2 separate regions of the Homo sapiens genome follow, and region 1 is linked to region 2. The links are chromatin loops, found by intact Hi-C in ENCODE. Cell type or tissue: mammary epithelial cell. All regions are shown on one strand. Links, peaks and the distances in the headings refer to the core of each region. The heading gives the core; the rest is flanking DNA. Region 1 has its middle 50 kb from the start of ACSL3. Region 2 overlaps LOC105373903 (a long non-coding RNA gene).

Region 1 (8,336 bases), core at 181-8,180, 54 kb before region 2:
TTTAATTGTTTTATTGTGGAGGAAAGGCTCCTCCTACTCCCAGATGGATATGGCCCCCAGTTTGAAAAGTGTGGTACTAAGAAATCTTATTAGAAAGGCACTTGCCCATGCCCTCCAAAATATTCATTTCCTCATAAATGGATTGAGTTCTCATTCCCTGGTTTCTCTCAGTTAGTCCCTAGGTACCTGGAACCCATATTCAGACACCTCTGGTGCATTCTACTATGATCTCCCCATCTCCCTTTCCTCTTGTTGGATAGATACTATGATTTCACTTTTTATGCCTATTAAACTTTAGTTATAATTGGTGGCCAGGCATGGTGGCTCATGCCTGTAATCCCAGAACTTTGGGAGGCCGAATTGGGTGGATCACTTGAGGTCAGGAGTTGGAGACCAGCCTGGCCAAAATGGTGAAACCCCATCTCTACTAAAAATACAAAAAAATTAGCTGGGTGTGGTGGTACACACCTGTAATCCCAGCTATCTGGGAGGCTGAAGCACAAGAATTGCTTGAACCTGGGAGGTGGAGGTGGCAGTGAGCTGAGATCTGACCACTGCACTCCAGCCTGGGCAACAGAGCGAGACTTAGTCTCAGAAAAAGACTTTAGTTATGACTGGTCTTTTATAAATTGTGTGGACTGAATATTTATGTCCCCTCAATATTCATATGTTGAAGCCCTAACCCCCAATATGATGGAATTTGAAAGTGGAGCCTTTGGGAGATGATTTGGTTTAGATAAGGTCATGGGAGTGGGACCCCTCTGATGGGATTAGTGCCTTTATTAGAAGCGGAAGAGATGGGGACTTGTTCTGTCACTACCATGTAAAGACATTGAGAAGGCAGCCATCTGCAAGCCAGAAGGAGAGCTCTCACCAGAACCCAACCATGCTGGCACCCTGATCTCAGACTGGCACCCTGATCTCAGACTTCCAGCCTCAGAACTGTGAGAAATAGATTTCTGTTCTTTAAGCCACTCGGTCTATGGTATTTTGTTCCAGCAGCCCTAGCTGACCAAAACATAAATTTGCAAAGATCATATACTGTAACAGTGTTCATTGATGATATGAGGAAGCTGATCTCTGGCTCCCTCTCCCAATGTCAAGGCAGTGAGCTGGCCTAAGCACTATTAAGCCTGTTCCTTAACATAAGAACAATTTTCCTCTCCCACTCTGTAAGCAACTCTCTGCAACGCTATATGTATGTGCTTCTAGGAAGAGCGGGTAAATGAGATGACACACCCTGCCCACTAGCAATCTGCTACTTTGGCACCTAGGTTTGGGAGGGTGAACAGAATCATTTGTTTGTCTCAGCAACTGCATATATTAGTCATATCCAGAACAGATCATGCAGAAAAGGTCAACGTGGGTATGTTGTCTAATTCTGCAATATAGGGCAGAAGAGATACTCAGATCTGGAGCTGCCTGCCACATGTCAATTTGCATTAAGGGCTGGAGAACTTCGTGGTGAAAAACCTTTTCTCAAGGGAGAGAGAGCCATGCTCAAGAGGCTTGACCCAGGACAAAAGTCTTAGGCCCTGGAGAGGAGGAGAGGAGCGGTCCCTAGAATAGCACCGAGTCTTTCATTCTTATCTATGTCTGGCACCATCTCAATGGAGACTGTCAGTCTTAAAGGGATGGGGAGGAAAGACTGGGGCAAAGAGGGCCTCTAAGTGGAAACCAAAACAAGTATTTCACTAAAACCTTTGTGAGACATAGGGAAAACACAGAGCTAGGCAATTCTGACTTGAAGCCTCCACATCTCAGCTCAAACATTTACTGGCCCTGTAACTTGGGCAAGTTGCTTTAAACGTCCTATGCCTCAGTTTCCACATCTGCCAAAAAGAGCTGATAATTATACCTACTACTTACCCCACTGGGTTGGATGAAAGGAGATAATACAAAACAAGGCATTTAGTGTAGTGCCCGGCAAAGAAAACCCAAAAACATAGTTGGTACCTGTCATGATTAAGCACAGTGCATACTGTCACAGATACAAAGCCAGTGCGACAGAGAAGGACAGGCGCCTTCTCCGCTTTCCAAATGAATACCGATTTGGGGAGCTTTGTCACCTCAAAGGTCCCTGGCTGCAACAGGAAACAAGCAAAGAGAATTCAGAGACGGAGAAGATGGAAGAAGCAGTTTAGATGTCATTAGAATGCAAGATCCCTGAGGGATTTTGTCCAGTTCAAAATTGTTTCTTGGCATTCAGCGCTACACAAAGTGCATCACAGGGACCCAGATAAATAAGTGATAAATAAATGAGTGCTTGGGTGAATGAATTAATGGATGAATGAACGGTCAGAACCAGGTTCAGCTATGAGCACATGCAAAAGCCATTCTGCATAGTTTGGGGGGACACTTTTCAGGCTCTTTGCAGCCCACAATGATTTGAATTAATAAGCAATTCAAACTTTTCTTGAAAAAAATTGTCTTTAGCTTGAGCATTTACTGGGTGGGAGGCACTCTGCTAGGAGCATTGTGAGTGTTTGGTGAATGTTGTACAGGTGCCAGAGCAAGTGAAGTTGACGCTACGTAGGTCCTTCCAGAGCCTGGTAAAATCTGACATTGGTTGAGCATTTCCTATGTGCCGGGTACTATCTAAGCCTTTCATGTAATCCTCCCAATGACCCTCTGAAGGGTCACTGAGCTCTGAGCTCCATTTGCAGATGAGGAAGTCTGACTACAAGTAATATAAAGTAACAGAACGAAGATTACAGCACAGCTGTATTAAAACATCACTGTACTGCTCAGTTTTAAAACCAACCTTCCCCAACTTCTCTTTTCTTTTCCTTCCTTTCTCTCTTTTTCTTCCTTCCTTCCTTTCTTTCTTTCTCTCTCTCTTTTCTTTCTTGCTCTTTCTTTCTTTCTTTCCTTCTTTCTTTCTTTCTCTCTCTCTTTCTTTATTCTTTCCTTCCTTCTCTCTCTCTTTCTTTCTTTATTCTTTCCTTCCTTCTCTCTCTCTTTTCTTTCTTTTTTTTTGAGACAAGCTCTCACTCTGTCACCCAGACTGGAGTGCAGTGGCACTATCAAGGCTCACTGCAGCCTCAACTTCTTGGGCTCAAGCAATCCTCCACCTCAGCCTCCCAAGGAGCTGGGACCACAGGCGCATGCCACCATGCCCGGCTAACTTTATATTTTTTGTAGAGATGGGGTTTCACCATGATACCCAGGCTGGTCTCAAACTCCTGAGCTCAAGCAATCTGCCCACTTCTGCCTCCCAAAGTGCTGGGATTACAGGCATGAGCCACTGTACTCATCCTAGGGCTTCTATTTTTCATCAGCTGCAGGATTGGCCCTCAGGGTTGCTGGAGTGATAGAGAATTGTAAACTCTCAGCGCTAATAGAAAAGTCAGAGATCACCTAATCCTACAACTGGATTTTACTGACTTGGAAACTGAGATCCAAGAGGCACTATGAAGGTCCCAGTGCTGGCTACTGGAACATTCCACATATTCCTCATCTCCTACCAGGAAGTCAGGTTTTGAAATCATTTTGTTATAACAATAACTCAAGTTAGGGTGTATATCTAACTAAAATAATGCTGAAAACGTAATAGTGCAAATGAAATCACAATTCATAAAGGCACTCATTCTTTTTCTTGGGTGGCCTAATCTTTAGCTGTGACTAACGTGTGCACCTATATTTGCTTGTGTATGAACAATAACAGGAATTATAACAACAATGGCATTACATTTTTATACACAGCCTTTCATCTCAGGTGTGTAAGCCAAGTCAGCATCATCAACTCATTAATCGTAAGAACACTTCTTTGAGGTTCCCTCAGTGGGTAATTTTATTACCCTTTTTTATGGGTTGAGAAGCTACAACTAAAGTACAGTGACATTCCCAAAGTTACTCGAGAAATTGACAGAAAATCCAAAACTAAATCTTTCTTTCATGCTTGCAGGCATCTATCCTCCTACTAACTAATATTTGGGATATTCAGGTCATAGAGCATTGTTTATTAGATTAGTACTTATATAGTCTCATAAACTTTTTAGTAAGACAATAAGTTTATTAAGATTAATATTTTAAAAGCCAATTAACTCCTTTTAATATGCATATATAAGGTGCGTTTCTAACATTTCCTTGCATTCTATCCTGAAACTCACTTCATTTTTTAAAATCTTGATTTTTTTCATAGTCTTATTCTTTCTTTAAGACTTTTTTTAAGAGCAGTTTTAGGTTCTCAGCAAAGTTAAGAGAAAGGACAGAGACTTTCCATATGCCCCCTTCACCCACACATGCACGGCCTTCCCATTGTCGATGTCCCCACTAGAGTGGAACGATTAGTAGAATTGCTGAACCTACATTGACACATCATTATCACCAAAGTCCACAGTTTACACTAGGGTTCACTCTTGGTGTTGTATAGTCTGTGAGTTTGGATAAGTATATAATTACACGTATCCATCATTAGAGTATCATGCAAAGGATTTTCAATGTCCTAAAAACGCTCTGTGCTAGGCCTATTCATCTTTGCCTTCCCCCAACCCCTGGAAACCACCGATACTTTTAACTGTCTCCATAATTTTGGCTTTTCCGGAAAGTCAGTACGTAGCCTTTCCTGGTTGTCTTCTTTCACTTAATAATATCCATTGAGGTTTTCTCCATGTCTTTTCATGGCTTGATAGCTCATTTCTTTTTAGTGCTAAACAATAAGCCATTGTCTAGATGTACCACATTTTATCCATTCAAGTCCGTCTCATTTTTAACTGGGTACAGAACGTTGGTTACTAATGATGAATAATTGGGAGTAACTGATGGGATGAACAGACATGTCTGCCTGAAGTTTAAGAACAATTTATTAAAGGGACTTTGGGCTGAGCCACTGGAAGAGGAACTCCCTCCTTGAGCAAGGATCTCCTTTTCCTCCTTCCCTTCCTTCTGTTTTTCCCTCTAGTCATGGAGGAGTTTCTAGGAATTGCTCGCTCTTTCAGTGTGTTTTATTTCAAGAGAAGTGTGGCACGGAAGAAAGAGCCTCAGCTGGGCCAGTCACTTGGGTTCTCTAGGCTCCGGTGTCTCTAACTGTAAGATGACAAGGCTGGAGAGATGATTTCTGGGGTCCCTCTGAGCTCAGCTAACCCAAGATTCTACCTTCTTTGATTTCATCTTTGACATCTGCTTCTGTCTAATGGCTTAAAAGGAAGGCTTACTTTATACATGTCAGCAAAAATAGTTTGCCTGTATATTTATTTGAATGTCCCACAAAACCAAATCCTTGTTTCATGGTCCAGAGTTTATATCATTTTGTTTTCACTTATTTTTCCTTCTTGCTCATGAAATTCCAACAGCCTGAGAATCTGGCAGTCTTCAAGACTCTTCTCAAATGCCTTAAAATGTACCTGGGGGGTACTAAATATTTTCCAAAGCCTATGAATTGACAGAGAAGTCAAAATAGACTGGTTTCCACCAGGGTTACCATCATCAATTTTGCCACGTTCCACACTCAGTTTCCTTCTAAGGATATTCTTACAAATGCCACTACCGAATGTTCATCTTTAGGATCAGGATTAACTGCCTTACTCATATAAGAACTTTTTAGTGATTCTCTCATAGCAGTACAATAACAGATCTTTTTTCCCCACAAAAGAATATATAAAGCATTATCCTCGTAATTAATCTGTGATAAAAATCACGAAGGTCCAACCAAAATCTCATGCATTTGGATAGTTTTAGGAGCAGTCCTTATCTGGATTGTTCTAAATAATGAATCTGGGTGGCAAAAATATTCCATCCACACTGTCAGTTACCCCCAGATCTGCCTGTCACCCCCTTTTTAAAGTAGACTTTATTTTTTTTTTCCAGCCTTGGCATCTTTCTTGCATAAATAAACTTTATTTTTTAGAACAGGTTCAGTTTCACAGCAATTTCAAGTGGAAATTTCAGAAAGTTGCCATATTGCCTGCCCTTTTTTAGTGGCTTAAGCTGGTTTGATTGAATTTCTTTCACTTACAAGCAAAAAAATTCTCATAATACAGAAATTTAAATGACTTGATGATATATATATTACTGGATCTGTGAGTATATTTATCAAGATGATAATACATATTTCATATGTTCATAAGCACTTCCAGTTGGTAAACTTGTTTAAAATTAAAATTTCAAGGCTGGGCATGGTGGCTCATGCCTGTAATTCCAGCGCTTTGGGAGGCTGAGGCAGGTGGATCACCTGAGGTCAGGAGTTCGAGACCAGCCTGGCCAACTTGGTGAAACCCCATCTCTACTAAAAATACAGAAATTGGCCTGGTGTGGTGGCACATGCCTATGGTCCCAGATACACGGGAGGCTGAGGCAGGAGAATCGCTTGAGCCCAGAAGGTGGAGGTTGCAGTGAGCTGAGATCGCGCCACTGCACTCCAGCCTGGGTGATAGAGTGAGACTCTGTATCAAAAAAATAAATAAACTAATTAGTTAAATTAAATTTTTACCCACACCATTTGTGTTAGCTATTAGTTAAGCATGATTCCCTTCAGCTTGTCATCTGCCAACCTCTTTCCTTGGGATCTCTGTTGTTTTTTGTTTGTCTGTTTGAGATGGAGTCTTGCTTTGTCGCCCAGGCTGGGGTGCAGTGGCACCATCTCAGCTCACTGCAACTTCTGCCTCCTGGGTTCATGCAATTCTCCCACCTCAGCCTTCTGAGTAGCTGGGATTATAGGCATGCATCACCAAGCCCGGCTAATTTTTTGTATTTTAGTAGAGACGAGGTTACACCGTGTTGCCCAGGCTAGTCTTGAACTCCCGAGCTCAGGTGATGCACCTGCCTCGGCCTCCCAAAGTGTTGGGATTACAGGTGTGAGCCACCACACTGGCCAGGGATCTCTGTTTTAATGAGCTTTCAGACACCAGACTCTCTGCCTCCCCTGACTTCAAACTGTACCCCTGGCCATTCTCAACCCCTGCTGGTTTCTGCTCCCTCCCGAAGTGGGCTAGCATTTCTAGGTTCCTTTGAAGCAATGTTTTGAAGGATTATTGTGAAACGACAGACTTTTCTATAAAAATTTATGTGGGACACAGTTAATGTTTTAAGTCAAGCTTACACAGCATGTTATTTGTGTAAACAGAATTAACGTTACAACAATGCTTCAGAAAGCATTAATTACTTTATATTTCTTCTTATTAAAAAAAATCATGGCTGGATGCGGTGGCTCGTGTCTGTAATTTCAACACTTTGGGAGACCGAGACAGAAGGATCACTTGAGGCCAGGAGTTTGAGATCAGCCTGGGCAGCATGGTGAAAACCCCATCTCTACAAAAAATGAAACATTTTAGCTGGGCATGGTGGCAGCACCTGTAGTCCCAGCTATTCAGGAGGCTGAGGTTGGAGGATCACTTGAGCCCGAGGTCAAGGCTGCAGTGAGCCATGATCATGCCACTGCACTTCCACCTGGGTGACAGAGCAAGGCCCTGTTTCAAAAAAAAAAAAAAAAAAAAAGAAAAATATCAAGAACAGACAAAAGTCATAACCATGTTGACCATTCCTTATTAATTCTTCAAGGTGGTTCTTTCTTCTGGCATATCTAAAAGTGGTTTTAAATATTTACACAGTGATCTTTTTGCTGACTTTTGCAAGGGGCCTAATTGTCTAGGAATTGATAAGATATATTAGCCAGGTTTGTGTTTTATGTGTAAGCCAGAGAGGAGAGCTGAAGGAGGCTTCACTCTTTAATCTATTTTAGGATCACATTACCTAGCATGGCGTACCAACTATCTCTATCATAAAACATCCCAGCTGTTGAATTACCGTCAGCCACACCATAGGACAGTTTAGATTAGAAAATGAAAAAGAATTGTGTGTCCAGTCGAAATGACAGGGAGGAATCTGATGGCAAGTAAATGCCTGTTTATGGAAGGCAGTGCGCTTTCCAATCAGACAAACCTCCTCTGTCCAAAAGTGCTGAGACAAATGTGTGCTTCTAAACAGTGGGTCGATTTTGTTCCTGGATCCAGCATACAAATGTTACATTTTAAAAACTGCATTACTAGATCTAGGGGAAACTTAGTGCAGGCTTCTCCTTTTAGGAGAGCTGGGCCATACACTGTCCTAGACTCCCACTCCCTGCCCCTTTATATTCTATTACGTGCTGAGAGAAAATAACTTCGCCCTCCTTCCCTTTGTTTTTCTTTCAGAGCAAATGAAGTCAAGGGCAGTTCTGGGGGGCTGGGTGGGGACAGGTGGAGTCTGTGCAGTGCAGGAGACTTTCTTTAATGTTACAAAAGTAGCCCTGAGCTAAATGGCTCTGACAACAAAATTAACTATCCAAACCAGGTGAGACTTGTTTTTCCATTCATGACAGAGCAGGTTGGAATTCATTTCAGTTTACTAACCCTCTGTTT
Region 2 (8,336 bases), core at 125-8,124:
GATTTATTTTTTTAAAGACAGAATCATGGCCAGGCTCAGTGGCTCATGCCTGTAATCCCATCATTTTGGGAAGCCAAGATGGGCAAACTGCTTGAGCTCAGGAGCTTAATACCAGCCTGGGCAATATGGCGAATCCCCTTCTCTATTAAAAATACAAAAAATTAGCTGGGCATGGTGACACATGCTTGTAGTCCCAGCTACTTGGGAGGCTGAGCTGGGAGTATCGTGTGAGCCCAGGAAGTCAAGGCTGCTGTAAGCCTAGACTGTGCCATTGCACTCCAGCCTGGGCAACAGAGCAACAACCTGTCTCAAAAAAAAAAAAAAAAAAAAAAAAAAGAGTCTCACTGGTCTCACTGTGTCACCCAGCAAGACTCTTTTTGTAGAGATAGTGAGACTCTATCTTTAAGATTAGCCAATGTTGGCTAATTTATTTTTATTTATTTATTTATTTATTTATTTATTTATTTATTTATTTATTTATTTATTTATTGAGATGGAGTCTGGCTCTGTAGCCCAGGCTGGAGTGCAGTGGCGCGATCTCCGCTCACTGCAAGCTCCGCCTCCCAGGTTTGTGCCATTCCCCTGCCTCAGCCTCCCGAGTAGCTGAGACCACAGGCGCCTGCCACCACACCCGGCTAATTTTTTGTATTTTTAGTAGAGACAGGGTTTCACCGTGTTAGCCAGGATGGTCTCGATCTCCTGACCTCGTGATCTGCCCGCCTCGGCCTCCCAAAGTGCTGGGAGCCACCATGCCCAGCCAATGTCGGCTAATTTTTATTTGTAGAGATAGTCTCGCTATGTTGCCTGGGCTTGTTTGGACTTCTTGGCCTCAAGCTATCCTCCTGCCTCAGCCTTCCAAAGAGCTGGGATTACAGTTATGAGCCACTATACCTGGCAAGCCTTTTAAGAATGTAAGAATATTAACAATTTAGGTTGATTAAATATTTTATTTCAAATAGTAGATATTTTTCATGTAGAATCTACTGATTTTCACTATTGCTATTTGGGATCTTTATGCCCCAGATAATAAATGGGAAAATGCATATAACTGTGGTAGTTGTGAACAAAGTAACTGATATGATTTGGCTGTGTCCCCACCCAAATCTCATCTTGAATTGTAGTTCCCATAATCCCCATGTATCATGGGAGGTACCTGGTGGGAAGTAATTGAATCACAGGGGCGATTACCTCCATGCTCCTGTTCTCACGAGATCTGATGGTTTTATAAGAGGCTTTTCCCCCTTTGCTCAGCACTTCTTCCTGCCATCACGTGGAGAAGGATGTGTTTGCTTCCCCTTCCACCATGATTGTAAGTTTCCTGAGGCCTCCCCAGCCATGAGGAACTGTAAGTCGATTAAACCTCTTTCCTTTATAAATTACCCAGTCTCAGGCAGTTCTTTATAGCAGCCTGAGAACGGACTAATGCAGTTACTGTTAATGCGAGAGTTCATATGTCCTCCTCTTGTTCCTCTGTGGTGTTTCTGCTGTGAATGTTGGAGCCCCTTTAAGACAGAAGCATACTCTGAGTAAAGCATCATTCCCAGGTAAAGCCAAGTCTATTCAGCACAAAGAGCTCAAAGGTCCCCTCTGGGGCTTGGGAGGGCCCTAGCTGTATGTTCTTGGGGTTTTGGGGAGGCGTTTGTTTGTTTGTTTCTTGAGACAGCGTCTCACTCTGTCACCCAGGCTAGAGTGCAATGGTGTGATCTCAGCTCACTGCAACCTCTGCCTCCCAGGTTCAAGCAATTCTCATGCCTCAGCCTCCTAAGTAGCTGGGATTATAGGCACCTGCCACTACACCCAGCTAATTTTTGTATTTTTAGTAGAGACAGGGTTTCGCCATGTTACCCGGGCTGATCTTAAACTCCTGGCCTCAAGCAATCTGCCTGCCTTGGCCTGCCAAAATGCTGGGATTACAGGCGTGAGCCACTGTGCCTGGCCCTTGTTCTTGTTGTTAAAGGGCAAAGCTGCTGCTCTCATGCCCCCTTAACTCCATCCATCCATCTCTTATATAGCCTAATTCTAAAACACATGAATAAAAGAGAACTCACTATGCCTGTTTGCTATCATTTTGATTTCAATCAAAATAGAATTGTTTAGTAACGCAAAAGCAAAGAACAGTGAATTTTTTTTTTTTGTGGGGGGGAGACAGGGTCTTGCTCTGTCACCCAGGCTGGAATGCAATAGTGCAGTCATAGCCCACTGCAGCCTCGACCACTTGGGGTCAAGCGACCCTCCCATTTCAGCCTCCCAAATAGCTGGGACTACAGGCATGTGTCACCATACCTGGCTAATTAAAAAAAAATTTTTTTAGACATGGGATCTCACTATTTTGACCAGTCTCAAACTCCTAAGCTCAAGCAATCCTCCCACCTCAGCTCCCAAAGTGCTAAAGATCACAGGCATAAGCCACTGTGCCTGGTGAATAATGTTAAGCATAAAAAGGAAGAAAGCCAAATTAAAATATATTTGTAGGCCGGCCGGGCGTGGTGGCTCACGCCTGTAATCCCAGCACTTTGGGAGGCCGAGATGGACGGATCACGAGGTCAGGAGATCAAGACCATCCTGGCTAACACGGTGAAACCCCGTCTCTACTAAAAATACAAAAAAATTAGCTGGGTATGGTGGCGGGCACTTGTGGTCCCAGCTACTCGGGAGGCTGAGGCAAGAGAATGGCATGAACCCAGGAGGCGGAGCTTGTAGTGAGCCGAGATGGCGCCGCTGCACTCCAGCCTGGGCGACAGAGTGAGACTCTGCCTCAAAAAAAGAAAAAATACATATATATATATGGGATTAAAATATATATGCCATAGCAATTGCTGAACTGCCACCCTCTAGAATGGCTTCACCAAGGAGCATATCTTATTCTCTAATTCAATTGCGGAAGCAAATTCAACATTCAATAAACATTGACTACAGCTGTCTTCCAGCCGGGCCCTGTGCTATGCATCAGGGATTAAAATGCAAACCAAAAAGCATGCATGAGAAAAATTCATGAATCCCTACACTCATAGATCTCACAGTCCTGCAGGAGACTTTCAGCTTGTAATCAGCACCAAAATCAAGGTGGATGTACAGTCCTATAGAAACGAAGATATGAGAGAAGACATTCCATCTACCTGAGATTAGTCAGGAAAATACGTTGAAAAAGACGCTTAGAGTGAAGGCATGGAGGACTTTCCAGTAGCTTGCTAAGGGATGGAGGTGGGGGCAGACATTCCAAGGAGGAGTAGTCATATGAAGAGAGGCACATCTGCAGGACAGGGTGTGACTTTATGGATGACTATGCCCCAGGACAGTACTGATAGGAAATACTAAAATATGCCAGTGGTTACCCCTTGGCTCTGGGATTAGTGGTGAATCAATTTCAGCTTCATCATTCCCTGTCTTTTCCAAAATTTAAACAAATAGACTTAAGTTATTAAGGAAAATTATTGCAGTTGTTCTTTTGGTTTTGTGTGTGAATGGAGCATTTGGGAATATGGCTAGGAAGTAAAGAGGTCAAGATGCTGAGGGTGAGAAATGATTCTGAAATAGAGACTCTGGTTAGGGCAGCCTCAGAGTTCCCTGAGTTGAGGAGACTGGCCTCTGTCTGAGAACAATGGTTCTTAACGCTGGCTTAGGTGCTTGAAAATACAAATGCCCAGGCCTCACCCAGCCCAATGAACAGAGACTCTGGAGTGGGATTCAGTCCTGGTAATTCCCCCAGGGTAGGCTCTTAAGCAAAGGGCAGGTACGGACAGACATGGACACCCAGGAATGTGTGTGCAATAGTGAGAGATGCTGGAGGCTGAAAGGGGAGGAATGAGGCCAGGAGGGAAAGGGGCAGTGCTCAGAAGAGCAGCAGCCAGTGACATTTTGGGGCTATAAGAGGTAGAAATATGCCAGATGAAGGAGAGGGGAAAGGACATTCCAGGCAGAGAAAACACTGCACAAAGGCATGGAGGTTTACAGGAAGCAGGAAGCAATGTTTTGACCAGAGCAAGGTGCAGAGAGGACAGGAGGAGACGAGTAGGGTGAGGTTGATGACAGTGGGTTTAGTTTATTTTTAAAAAAATCTTTGCAGCTGGGTGTGATGGCTCATGCCTTTAGTCCCAGCTACTCAGAAGGCTAAGGCAGAAGAATTTCACTTGAGCCCAGGAGTTCAAGTCTGCAGTGAGCTATGATCACACCACTGCACTCCAGCCTGGGAGACAGAGTGAGACCTCATCTCAAAAAAAAAAAAAAAAAAAAAAAAAGAAGAAAGAAAGAAAAAAATCTTTGCTATTAAATCCTTAGCTTCTCAAGATAGATTTTCTTTTTTGCCACTCATCAGTTATGTGCATGGCTATTGAGTTATTACTGATTTTCAAATTATTTCATCTTTCAAGTTTCAGTTTTATGGATACTGCAGTTAGTTCTCATTGGCCAATGCTTATAGTCTATAATTTGCTTAATAGAGATAGGCTGTCACTCTGTTGCCCAGGCTGGAGTGCAATGGAGCGATCTTGGCTTACTGCAGCCTGGAACTACTGGCTCAAGTCATCCTCCCGCGTCAGCCTCTCAAGTAGTCAGGACTACAGGTGTGTGCCACCACACCTAGCTGATTTTTAATTTTTTTGTAGAGACAGGGTCTTGCTATGTTGCCCAGGCTGGTCTCAAATTCTTGGCCTCAAGTGATCCTCCCACTTTGGCCTCCCAAAGTGCTGGGATTACAGACTTGAGCCACTGGGTTTTGCCCATAATGTTAGTATTTAAAACAACAGAGTCTATTGGTCTAGAGCAGGGGTTTTCAGCCTCAGTATGGCCGGCTTTTTATGCTGCGTAATTCTTTTATGGTGGGGGACTGTCTTGTGTATTGCAGGATATTGAGCAGCATCACTGGCCTCTACCTACTAGATGCCAGTAACATCTACCCTCCACCCTCTTTCATGCCCATTCCCAGTTGTGATGATCAAAGGTCTCCAGTCAAGTGTCACTTGGGGACAAAATCGTGCCCCATCTTCAACTGAGAACTACTTGTCCAGAGATCTAGAGTCTAAATCTAGACTGATTCTTCTCAAATGTGCGTGCATATGAATTCCCTTGGGGATCTTGTTAAAGCGCATGTTCTGGCTCAGTAGGCCAGGAGCGTGGTCTCAGAAATTTTGTCTGTGTAAAAGGCTTCAAGGTGATGCTGATGCTGCTGCTCTAGGAAGAACACTTTTGAGTAACCAGGCTCTAAACCCCACATATATTCACCCCATTGAATGGGATGGGGGTCATGTTTATTGTAGCTTTCCATTAATACATTTGAGAATTGGCTGTGGCCTCTGAGTATTCCTAGGGTCCCTTTATGCCATTTTATAGAATTCATGAATATGAGGGCCCACAAATACACTGAAGGCCATCATTGTGTAGCCTGCAGCCCTGGTTAATTTATGTATGTAATATTATTCACCTGGAAAGCTTTCTTTAATTGCCACATTGTTAATTCATCCAACTGCAAGAAGAGCAATTATAATTTGATTTTCACTGGCAGCAAATGTTTCCATTTAGTCACATGGCACTTTCTTATTCCAATCACACTCCATTGTCTAATCAAAGTCCATTTTTGGATCATGATAAAATGTTGTCCCTTTAAATAGCCTAGGAGTTTTTCAGCTGAAGTAAATTCAAATTGTCCACCCAGATGAGCCTCACATGATGGAACAGATGTGATTTGGAAGAGTTGAGCTGGAAAATATGTTTCCCAAAATTAAATAATATTTTCTCCAACTTACATAATAGGAAGTATACTTCCCTTGAAATTATACCCTTAGAAGACAACCATCTAGGAGAATGTCACTATTAAAAATCCATTCAACATTCTTTTATTTCACAAATATTTACTGACCACTACAACAGGCCAGGGACAATTGCAGGAGCTGGCAAGAGAACTGTGACCCTGGCCAACAAGATGTGGTCTAATGGGGAAAGCAGACAACACATGGGATGATGTTGGACAGAGATAAGTGCCCAAAAGAAAAACAGTGATGCTCTGATATGGGAGGTGGTATGGGTGGTCAGGGCACCCTCTCTCAAGAAATGTTGCATGGAAGCCGAGATGCTAATGAGAAGGAGATGCCTCTGCAAAGATCTGAAATAAGGACATATCTGAGGAAGGCAAAGTGATGTCATGTATGAATAGTGAACTGAGGCCAGGCGCAGTGGCTCACGCCTGTAATCCCAGTGCTTTGGGAGGCCAAGGCAGGTGGGTCTCCTGAGGTCAGGAGTTCGAGACCAGCCTGGCCAACATGGTGAAACCCTGTATCTATTAAAAATACAAAAATCAGCTGCGCATGGTGGCAGGTGCCTGTAATCTCAGCTACATGGGAGACTGACGCAGGAGAATCGTTTGAACCTGGGAGGTGGAGGTTGCAGTGAGCCGAGACTACGCCATTGCACTCCAGCCTGGGCGACAAAAGCTAAACTCTGTCTCAAATTAAAAAAATAGTGAACTGAGAAAGCAGAGAAAGGAAAGGACAAAATTGAGAGTCAGAAAAGAAAAGGTTTGTCCCCGCTCAGACACTTACTAGCTCTAGGAACTTGAGCAAAATTCTCTCATCTTCTTTAGGTCCCAGTATCTGCAGAAACAAGGGGAGTGACCTAGATCAGTGGTTCTCAAACTTGGCTGCAATTTGGAATCACCTGGGAAACTTTCCAACCACTGATGACTTCACTGGTCTGGAGGACGGTTTTGGGCATGGGGATTTTAACACTCTCCAGGTGATTCTAATGTACTTAGCAGTTTGAGAGCCCTGAACTAATTATCTGTGAAGCTGTGTCCCAACTCTACCACTTAGAGATATCGGCTACCCCTGTAGTGGAGTTCAGTGACCTCAACTGGCCCAGCCTCCCTGGGCCTCTGTATCTGCAGCTGCTGAATGTGGGGAGTTGACCTGGATTTGTCTCTCCACTTTCATTTTATTATTATTCTATGGCATGATTAGATTGTTTGCTTATTTAACAACAGGGCTGAAATCCCATCTTGGGCCAGCTGTCTTTTTCCCAGCTGGAAGAGGTAATGTGATATTCCCTGCAGGGCTTCTTTCTGTCTCTCAGCCTCTCCAAAGCAAATGTACTTTTCCATCTCTTTCAACTGTAGTATAAAAAGAGAGGACTATGGTCACACAGTCATAGGCATTTCCTTTATAAATGAAGGCAAGCAATGAAATAGCTCTTGGCCTGCCACCCAGGTAAACTCAAGACAAATTTAGAAACATCGAACTTGCACTATCCTTTGACAAAACAGAGTGAGAATATGTTTTGTTTTGTTCTTTGACTATTGCGCACCCACTCCTTTCTTACATTCCTTAAGATACAATCCAAAAAGACAGGTAGTGTTTTCAAAGGCCAAAGCTCGCTAAAGAGCTTAACTCTATTAATGACAGAGGGCACTAAATTCCAGCTCAAGCGGATTAGCCTAGTTAAGTCCTCAGCATTAGGGTCTCGTCTAACACCAGGCCTGCTAAGAAGCTGTCAGCCCTCCTTCTCGCAAATCCTCCCTAAACTCCCAATAATAGCAACTTAATCTATGAAGAAAGCAACAAAGGAGAAGCTCTAAGTACAGCCTGTGCCTTAGAGAAGAGCTATCCTTTGGAATAGAATGTGAGCAGCATGGATTATTTTAAACTTTCTAGTCATTCTATCAAACAAGGAAAAAGGAACAGATGAAATGAATTTGAATTCTTGTTTTATTTTGCCTCATAGAACCATAGTATTATCATTTCAACACATAATCGATATACAAACTTTATGAATGAGATATTTTACGTTCTCTTTTTCTTAGCAAGTTTTTGAAATCCTGTGAGCATTTTACAGCATATCTCAATTCGAGCTACATGCATTTCCAGGGCTCAATAGACCACATGTGGCTTGTGGCTACTGTCTCGACAGAACCTCAGAGGATCCTGTTTACTTTTGCAGTACGGCAGCAGGGGGAGAAACAGGGTTGGCTGCAGGGTAGGGAGATGGAGCCCACTAAACATTTCTTTAAACAAATATAAAACATATTATTCTACATAGGAAAACATGTTAACAAATTTATTTCTTTGTTAAAGAGATCTCGTAGTGAGCTGAAATGAGAAAAGGCTGCCTTTGTCCATCTGGGCTGCTGTCATAAAATACCATAAACTGGGTACCTTTTAAATAACAGAAATTTCTTTCTCACGGTTCTGGAGGTTGAGAAGTCCAAGACCAAAGTGGAGCAGATTCAGTGTCTGGTGAGGGCCTACTTTCAGGCTCGGGGTGGCACCTTCTAGCTGTGTCCTCACATGGTGAAACGTTAAGGGAGCCCACTGAGGCCTCTTTTATAAGGACCCTAATCTCATTAATGAGGA

The links. Hi-C counts contacts between places; a loop is a spot of excess contacts. Peaks named below come from ENCODE experiments on the same cell type or tissue, not always from the same donor. Only the 100,000 strongest peaks of a DNase experiment are listed, where the experiment ranks them.
Region 1: it touches region 2 in a loop (4-fold over the local background); 8 of 110 quality-filtered maps call a loop at or near these places.

Annotation. Positions count from the first base shown.
Region 1 is chr2:222,806,613-222,814,948 of GRCh38, reverse strand. No RefSeq gene overlaps it. Among named protein-coding and RNA genes, the nearest start is that of ACSL3, 50 kb to the left of the region's middle. In mammary epithelial cell, for the core only: no CTCF peak of the experiment used is centred there; DNase peaks (open chromatin) are centred at 1,288 and 4,718; H3K27ac peaks cover 1,516 bases.
Region 2 is chr2:222,752,066-222,760,401 of GRCh38, reverse strand. All of the region lies in intron 2 of LOC105373903 (a long non-coding RNA gene), which reads right to left. Among named protein-coding and RNA genes, the nearest start is that of MOGAT1, 85 kb to the right of the region's middle. In mammary epithelial cell, for the core only: no CTCF peak of the experiment used is centred there; DNase peaks (open chromatin) are centred at 3,211, 3,731 and 6,661; H3K27ac peaks cover 3,296 bases.